Linked DNA regions of Homo sapiens: region 1 is linked to region 2. Evidence: read pairs that join two places in POLR2A ChIA-PET (ENCODE). Cell type or tissue: OCI-LY7. All regions are shown on one strand. Region 1 overlaps ATF1 (activating transcription factor 1). Region 2 overlaps DIP2B (disco interacting protein 2 homolog B).

Region 1 (4,000 bases), 270 kb after region 2:
AGGCATGGTGGCAGGTGCCTGTAATCCCAGCTACCCAGCTACTTGGGAGGCTGAGGCAGGAGAATCGCTTGAACCCGGGAGGCAGAAGCTGCAGTGAGCCAAGATTGTGCTATTGCACTCCAGCCTGGGCGACAAGAGCAAGACTCCATCTCAAAAAAAAAAAAAAAAAATTTATGATGCTTGAGGAAAAGAAAAGTGACAGATTTTTCTTAATTATTGGTTATTTCTTAATTATTATTGGGTTATGACTAATTCTTTTCTGTATAATGATATAGATTTAATATGAAATATAAATGAGTAGTTATATACTAGAACTCATTTTTGAAGGAAATAACATATAAAAGAAGCCTCTCTGGAAATTTCATGTCTAAATAGTTTAGGGGAAGGCTTTCTATAGATAGTAACTAATGTGGAGAATTGATTTCTTATGTCCCTTCTAAAGGCCTGTTTGGGTTATTTTTTATTTATTTTTATTTTTATTTTTTTTGAGCGGGAGCCTCGCTGTGTTGCCCAGGCTGGAGTGCAGTGGCGCGATCTCGGCTTACTGCAAGCTCCACCTCCCAGGTTCACGCCCTTCTCCTGCCTCAGCCTCCCGAGTAGCTGGGACTACAGGCGCCTACCACCAGGCCCGGCTAATTTTTTGTATTTTTAGTAGAGACGGGGTTTCACCGTGTTAGCCAGGATGTTCTCAATCTCCTGACCTCGTGATCCACCCACCTCGGCCTCCCAAAGTGCTGGGATTACAGGCGTGAGCCACCGCGCCTGGCCTGGGTTATTTTATTTTTAAAAATTAAGATGAAGTCGGCCAGGCACAGTGGCTCACACTTGCAATCCCAGCACTTTGGGAGGCTGAGGCAGGTGGATCATGAGGTCAGGAGTTTGAGACCAGCCTGACCAACATGGTGAAACCCCATCTCTACTAAAAATACAAAAATTAGCTGGGCGTGGTGGCACGTGGCTGTAATCCCAGCTACTCAGGAGGCTGAGGCAGGAGAATCACTTGAACCCAGGAGGTGGAGGTTGCAGTGAGCCAAGATCGTGCCACTGCACTCCAGCCTGGGCGACACAGTGATACTCCATCTCAAAAAAAAAAAAATTCAGATGAAGTCGGATATCACAATCTAACTTTGGACAAATGTTGGAAAGTTTTAATACGCTTAAAAAATTGAGGCCAGACATGGTGACCCATACCTGTAATCCCAGCACTTTGGGAGGCCTGCTTGAGCCCAGGAGTTTGACACCAGCCAGGGTAACATAATGAGACCCTGTCAGAATAAAAAAAAATGAATTAGCTGGGCATGGTGGTGTGCACCTGTAATCCTAGCTACTCAGGAGGCTCAGGCTGGAAGATTGCTTGAGCCCAGGAAGGCGACGCTACAGTGAGCTGTCATTGCACCACTGCACTTCAGCCTGGGTGACAGAGTGAGACCCTGTCTCAAAAATAAAAAAATTAAAAATATTTAAAAAAAAATTGAAAACAACTTGTTTTCTCAATTGTAAAATATTGCTATAACTTGCATATTATATTGATGTAGTTTATAAAAATTAACATTGTATGCATGCCAAGTGTTGCATGTATTAACTTGTGAAATGAGATAAAATTGAATCATACAGATTTTAAAATGGCATATATTTATACCTGCCATTGCCAGTGACCTCCACCTTGCTAAATCGAATGGTCTGTTCTCAGTCTTTATTTTATCTCAGCTTGTAAACAGCATTGGACATGGTTGATCATTCTTTTCTCCTCAGTATGCTGTCTTCACTAGTTTTCCATGGACAGCTCAATCATTTGGTTCTCTTCTTTACTGGTGACTCCTTAGTCTCATTTGCTGGTTCCTCCTCTTCATCCAGTCTCTTAGTGTTCCTGAGGTTAGTCCTCAGTCCTCTTCTATTTACCCCTATGAGCTCATCCAGTCTCATGGCTTTAAGGACTCTAAAAAGCTAGACCTCCAAAATTTATGTATCTAGCCCAGACCTCTTCCCAGACCTACAGGCTTGTATATTTAATATTCGTCTCAATGTCAGCAGTTGAATATATAACAGGTTTTTCAAACTTAGCATGTCAGGTAGATTAGTAATAAAACAACACTTTTAAGTAATGTGCATCAGTGTAGAAATAGGGTGGAGAATGACATCAGAGCCTGGTCTTTTTAACTCTGGTAAAATAGTACTGCTTCATTTGGGGGACAGACTTTATTCTCAGCTCTGGGCCTGCTATATTTGATATTCCTTTAATAGGTTGGGCTCCTGGAATAAACTTTCTCATTTTTCCTTTTCCTTTTGTTCCTTTCTTTTAGACTTTAGATTTAATGTACAAATGAATTGGAGTGGCAGGAGACAGATCATTTTTTTCTAAAAGTAAAAATTCAGTTGTTTCTTTTCCCACCTGCATTGTTCATCATGTTAATGCCAGTTCTTTTTTAGGTATCATCTTTATCAGAAAGTGAGGAGTCCCAGGACTCATCCGACAGCATAGGCTCCTCACAGAAAGCCCACGGGATCCTAGCACGGCGCCCATCTTACAGGTGAGTACTCTCTTGTATGAAGCCCTGCATGTTATGATAGTACCAAATGAGTTCAAGAGGTGCTGTGCAAAGTACACTAAAGAAGTTAGCACGCGTCAGTGTTAAGAATGAAATTGGTTGGCCCTCGCCTATAATCCCAACCCTTTCGGAGGCCGAGGTAGGATTGCTTGAGCCCAGGAGTTCAAGACCAGCCTGGGCAACATGGCAAGACCCTGTCTCTTCAAAAAATACAAACCTTAGCTGGACATAGTGGCGCACGCCTGTAGTCCCATCTACTTAGAGGCTAAGGCGGGAAGATGGCTTGAGCCCAGGAGTTTGAAGTTACAATGATCTGTGATTGTGTCACTGTGCTCCAGCCTGGGTGATAGAGCAAGATCCTGTCTCCAAGAAAAAATGAAATTGGACCTTTGGCCGGATGCAGTGGCTTATGCCTGTAATCCCAGCACTTTGGGAGGCTGAGGCGGGCAGATCACCTGAGGTTAGGAGTTTGAGACCAGCCTGGCCAACATGGTGAAACCCCGTCTCTAATAAAAATAGAAAAATTAGCCGGGTGTGGTAGTGCACACCTGTAATCCCAGCTACTTGGGAGGCTGAGGCAGGAGAATCACTTGAACCTGGGAGGCGGAGGTTGCAGTGAGCCGAGATTGTGCCACTGCACTGCAGCCTGGGCAACAGAGCAAGACTCTGTCTCAAAAAAAAAAAAAAATGTAAATTTAATCTTTATCTTACACCATTACACAAATCAACACCAAATGGATAAGAGACCTAAATGTTAAGACCTGAAACCATAAAAATCCTAGAAGAGAACATAGGCGATAAGCTCTTCGACATTGACCTTGGCAATGATTTTTTGGATATCACACCAAAAGCTTAGGCTACAAAAAAATAAATAAATGGGACTACGTCAAACTAAAAAACGTGTCTGTGTAGCAAAGGAAACAAAGCAACAAAATGAAAAGGCAACTTACGGACTGGGAAAAAATTATTTGCAAACCACTTATCTGATAAGGGGTTAATACCCGTAACTGAAGACAAAATGAGAGAACCTGAGGATACAGCTCTGAGTAGATTACCTAGAATGGAACACAGAAAGACAAAGTTAAGATAGAACACAGAATGAGAAGGTCCAGTACACAACATACATAGATAAAAGGAGAGAAGAGGGAAGGGCACTTCCAGCTTCTAGTCTCTCCAGGAGAGAAAATGATAATGACTGCAATTTCCAGGATATGAATTTCTCAGCATAAGAAAGCAAGGTCCCAAACAAGATAAATTAATAGAAACCTACATCTAGGTGTATGTTGTAAAGTAAAACTGGAGAACACCAAGGATAAACCTGAGATCTTAAAAGCTAAAAGCTTCCAAGTGAAAAGACCAATTACCTAGAAAGGAAGGACCAGTAAGCTGACAACAGATTTTTGAAGTACAGTATAAGACAATGAACTAAAATCCTTATTTTTATCTTTAAATTA
Region 2 (4,000 bases):
TTTTATTTTTTTTAAAAGAATGAAAAATATGAAGTGCATCTATAAAGTGAAAGGTAATTTTATGTACTTGTCTTTTGTTGTGAAGTTACTTTTTCTTCCTTGAATTGAGATGGAGATGATGAGAAGCTGAAAGGGGAAACCCAGGATGATAATATTTTGGATGCTACATGGGACAGCCCTAAATGAAAATTCACAGGTCTAGCCTAGCATCTTTGAAAGGTCTGTGTTGTGAACAGGCCTCGAGCTTCTGGGTTATTGATTCTGGGTTGTACTTACATGGTGATGCAGAAAGAGTTTTTAGTCTTTTTTCCCCCAGGATATTTAATGTTTAATGTAAAAATTAATGTATAAATGAACATAGATGCTTCTGTGAATGACATGTACTTTAATTGGTTTTTCTTGGAGGTTTTTTTTTTTGTGGTGAAGAAATAGTGCTCTAATACCCTTTATTTTTGGAGGACTGTTGCTTTTAGGCATACATTAAAGCATCTGCAAGATTTTTTTTTCTTTTTCTTTCTAAGAATTTAAGATCATATTGTTGTAAGTTAATCATGGGCCAGAACTTATGGCTTTTAATTCAGTTCAGATATGAATAAATTTTATAGTGCTGACCAGTCTTGTCATTGAATCTCCTTTTTTTTTTTTTTTTTTTTTGAGACAATGTCTTACTTGTCACCCAGGCTGGAGTGCAGTGACATGATCTCGGCTCACTGCAGCCTCCGCCTCCTGGGTTCAAGCCATTGTCCTGCCTCAGCCTCCCCAGTAGCTGAGACTACAGGTGTGCACCACCATGCTCAGCTAATTTTTGTATTTTTAGTGGAGACAGGGTTTCACCGTGTTGGCCAGGCTGGTCTCAAACTCGTGACCTCGTGATCTGCCCGCCTCGGCCTTCCAAAGTGCGGGGACTACAGGCGTGAGCCACCGTACCCGGCCTGAATCTCCTTTTAAAAAAAATCAACCCAGCAAGGAATTGTTAGGTAGAAGCTTCTGATAGTTCTTGTTTAGTAAATCTGTGACAAAGGCAAAGACACTGTCTTAAAATTTTAAAAAGTCATTCATGATTTATTTGACTTCCTCTCTGGTTTGGAGAAACTTTCATTTTTAAGTTGAACATGTAGAACAAGCAGTGGTATGAGTTTTCCTTCCATAGTTCTTTGCTTGTTTTTCTTCAAGAAGACCAAGAGAAGTACTAGAAAATGAACATCCTGTTAAAAAAACAACTTCTCCATTTGTCGGTTCTCTGAGCTCTGATTTCTAATGTTACCCCTATATCATAGCTATTTTTAAAATTATCTTAAAGTTAGGAAATTATTATTTGCATAAATATTCTCATCTCCCCTAAGTAAGCTGCATGAGGACAGCATGCAGTGTTCTTTAGTGAAAATGCTTTTCGGTTCAGCTAGTGAATGAATCTAGATTCTGCCATCAGCCTCCCTATCTACCTTTTTTCTTACTAGTATCTGACACTCTTCTATTACAATCATATGGGTTTCCTCACTCTTTCTTGGCAAGCTCATTCCTGTCTCTGCATTTGTAGCGAGTATTTTCCCTGTCAGGACTGCTTTTTCTCCTATTAAAATCCAACCCTTGTTTCAAGGCCTGGTTGACGTTCCTCTCATCATGAAACCTGCTGACTGCTTTAGTCCATATTAATCTCTTCTATTTTTAGACTATTGTTATATTCAGCAACAGTTTTTTTTTTTTTTTTTTTTTTTTTAATTTGAGATGGAGTCTCCCTCTGTCGCCCAGGCTGGAGTACAGTGGCGCGATGTCAGGTCACTGCAACCTCTGCCTCCCGGGTTTAATCGATTCTCCTGCCTCAGCCTCCTGAGTAGCTGAGATTACAGGCGCACACCCCCACACCCTGCTAATTTTTGTATTTTTAGTAGAGAGGGGGTTTCACCATGTTGGTCAAGCTGGTCTTGAACTCTTGACCTCGTGATCCACCCGCCTCAGCCTCCCAAAGTGCTGGGATTATAGGCATGAGCCACTGTGCCCAGCTCAGCAACAGTTTTAACTCTTAATTTGCCACTGTTTGTTTCATTTATGTTATTTTTACCTTCTCAGTTAGACTTCAGGTTTCTTTCTTTTTTTTTTTTTTTTTTTTGAGATGGAGTCTCACACTCTGTTGCCAGGCTAGAGTGCAGTGGCCCCATCTCAGCTCACTGCAACCTCCATCTCCCAGGTTCAAGTGATTCTTGTGCCTCAGCCTCCTGAGTAGCTAGAATTACAGGCACCTGTCACCATCACGCCCAGCTAATTTTTGTATTTTCAGTAGAGACGGGGTTTCTCCGTGTTAGCCAGGCTGGTCTTGAACTCCTGACCTCAAGTGATCCACTCCAACCGCCCCTCCGCCCTTGGCCTCCCAAAGTGTTGGGATTACAGGTGTGAGTCACTGTGCCTGGCTTAATTTTTGTATTTTTTGTAGAGATAGGGTTTTGCTATGTTGCCCAGGCTTCTTGAACTCCTGGGCTCAAGGATTCACCTGCCTTGGCCTCCCAGAGTGTTGAGATTACAGGCATGAGCCACCACGCCCAGCCCCCAAACATTTTTTATTTAATTTATTTTATTTTTTATTTTTTATTTTATTATTGTATATTTTATTATTATTTTTTTAAGATAGAGTCTTGCTCTGTCACCCAGACTGGAGTGCAGTGGCACAATCTTGGCTCACTGCAACCTCCGTGTCCGGGGTTCAAGTGATTCCCCTGCCTCAGCCCGCTGAGTAGCTGGGATTACAGGTATGTGCCACCACACCCAGCTAATTTTTATATTTTTGGTAGAGACGGGGTTTTACCATATTGATCAGGCTAGTCTCGAGCTCCTGACCTCAAGTGATCCACACGCCTTGGCCTCCCAAAGTGCTGGAATTACAGGTGTGAGCCACCACACCCGGCCACATTTTTGAAAAATGGAAAGAAAGATTAATAAAAACAACAGGATAATTATTTATCTGGTTATTCCAGTTCAGGGTCTGGGAAGGCAGGAACCTATCCCAGCAGCTCAGGGTACAAGACGGGAACCAGCCCTGGAAAGGACTTTCCATTGCAGGGCGCACACATACATACACACACTCACTTAGACTGGGACAATTAAATGTGCCAGTTCACCTAATGGATGCATCTTTGGGGTATGGGGGAAACTAGAGTACCTGGAGAAAACCTACACAGACATGGGGAGAACGTGCAAACGCCACACAGATAGTGGCCCTGGCTGGGAATTGATTTTTTTGTTTTTCTTTTCAGCCTCTTTATAACATAACATTGAGTAAAATAAGGTTACTTCAGGTCCTGCTTGTATATACATAGTATATATTGAGAATGACAAGGAATGTGTGATATAAATGCTAAGTAAGAATCCAGAAGAAACATATTGCAAGAGAAAACCTAGTCGTCTGAAAGAAACATTCCCAGTGATTTCAGCAGAACTCAGATGTTGGACAGGGTAATGTGGTGGATAGGTGGTAAGTAAAAGCATTATTTGATGTCACTGGGATATTGGCAGGGGAAGAATGGGAATTAACTGCATTGGTGAGGAGAAAAATATTTTATTTATAAAAGTGTTAAAAATTATAAAATATTTCCTGGAATATATTTGGGAAAAAGAGAAAAATTATACAATACTTAAATATTGTAAGAAAGACATAAGATCTGTATGAAGAAAATTGTAAAACTTTAAAGATATAAAAGCAGAATCTGAAAAAATGGAAATATATACAGTTGTTCCTTTCTTCGTAGGGGATTGGTTCCGGGACTCCCCTCAGTTACCAAAATCCAAGGGTGCTCAAGTCTGCTAAAAAATGGCATGGTATTTGCATGTAACGTAAGCACATCCTCTTGTTTAAATCAACTCTAGATTACTTATATACTTGTATAGTACCTAATACAGTGAAAATACTATGTCAATAGTTGTTATTCTTTATAATTCAGAGAGTGATGACAGGAAAAAAAAAATCTGTACATGTTCAGTACAGATGGCTTTTTTTCCTCCACCTATTTTC

The links. Peaks named below come from ENCODE experiments on the same cell type or tissue, not always from the same donor. Only the 100,000 strongest peaks of a DNase experiment are listed, where the experiment ranks them.
Region 1: POLR2A ChIA-PET joins it to region 2 with 6 read pairs; 2 of 35 experiments call an interaction of 5 or more read pairs at or near these places.

The regions. Positions count from the first base shown.
Region 1 is chr12:50,793,482-50,797,481 of GRCh38, forward strand. ATF1 (activating transcription factor 1) reads left to right here. Exons shown (of 7, transcript NM_005171.5): 3 at 2,428-2,528. Among named protein-coding and RNA genes, the nearest start is that of ATF1, 31 kb to the left of the region's middle. In OCI-LY7, no CTCF peak of the experiment used is centred here; no DNase peak of the experiment used is centred here.
Region 2 is chr12:50,519,403-50,523,402 of GRCh38, forward strand. The region is part of intron 1 of DIP2B (disco interacting protein 2 homolog B); the gene reads left to right. Among named protein-coding and RNA genes, the nearest start is that of DIP2B, 16 kb to the left of the region's middle. In OCI-LY7, no CTCF peak of the experiment used is centred here; no DNase peak of the experiment used is centred here; H3K27ac peaks cover 786 bases.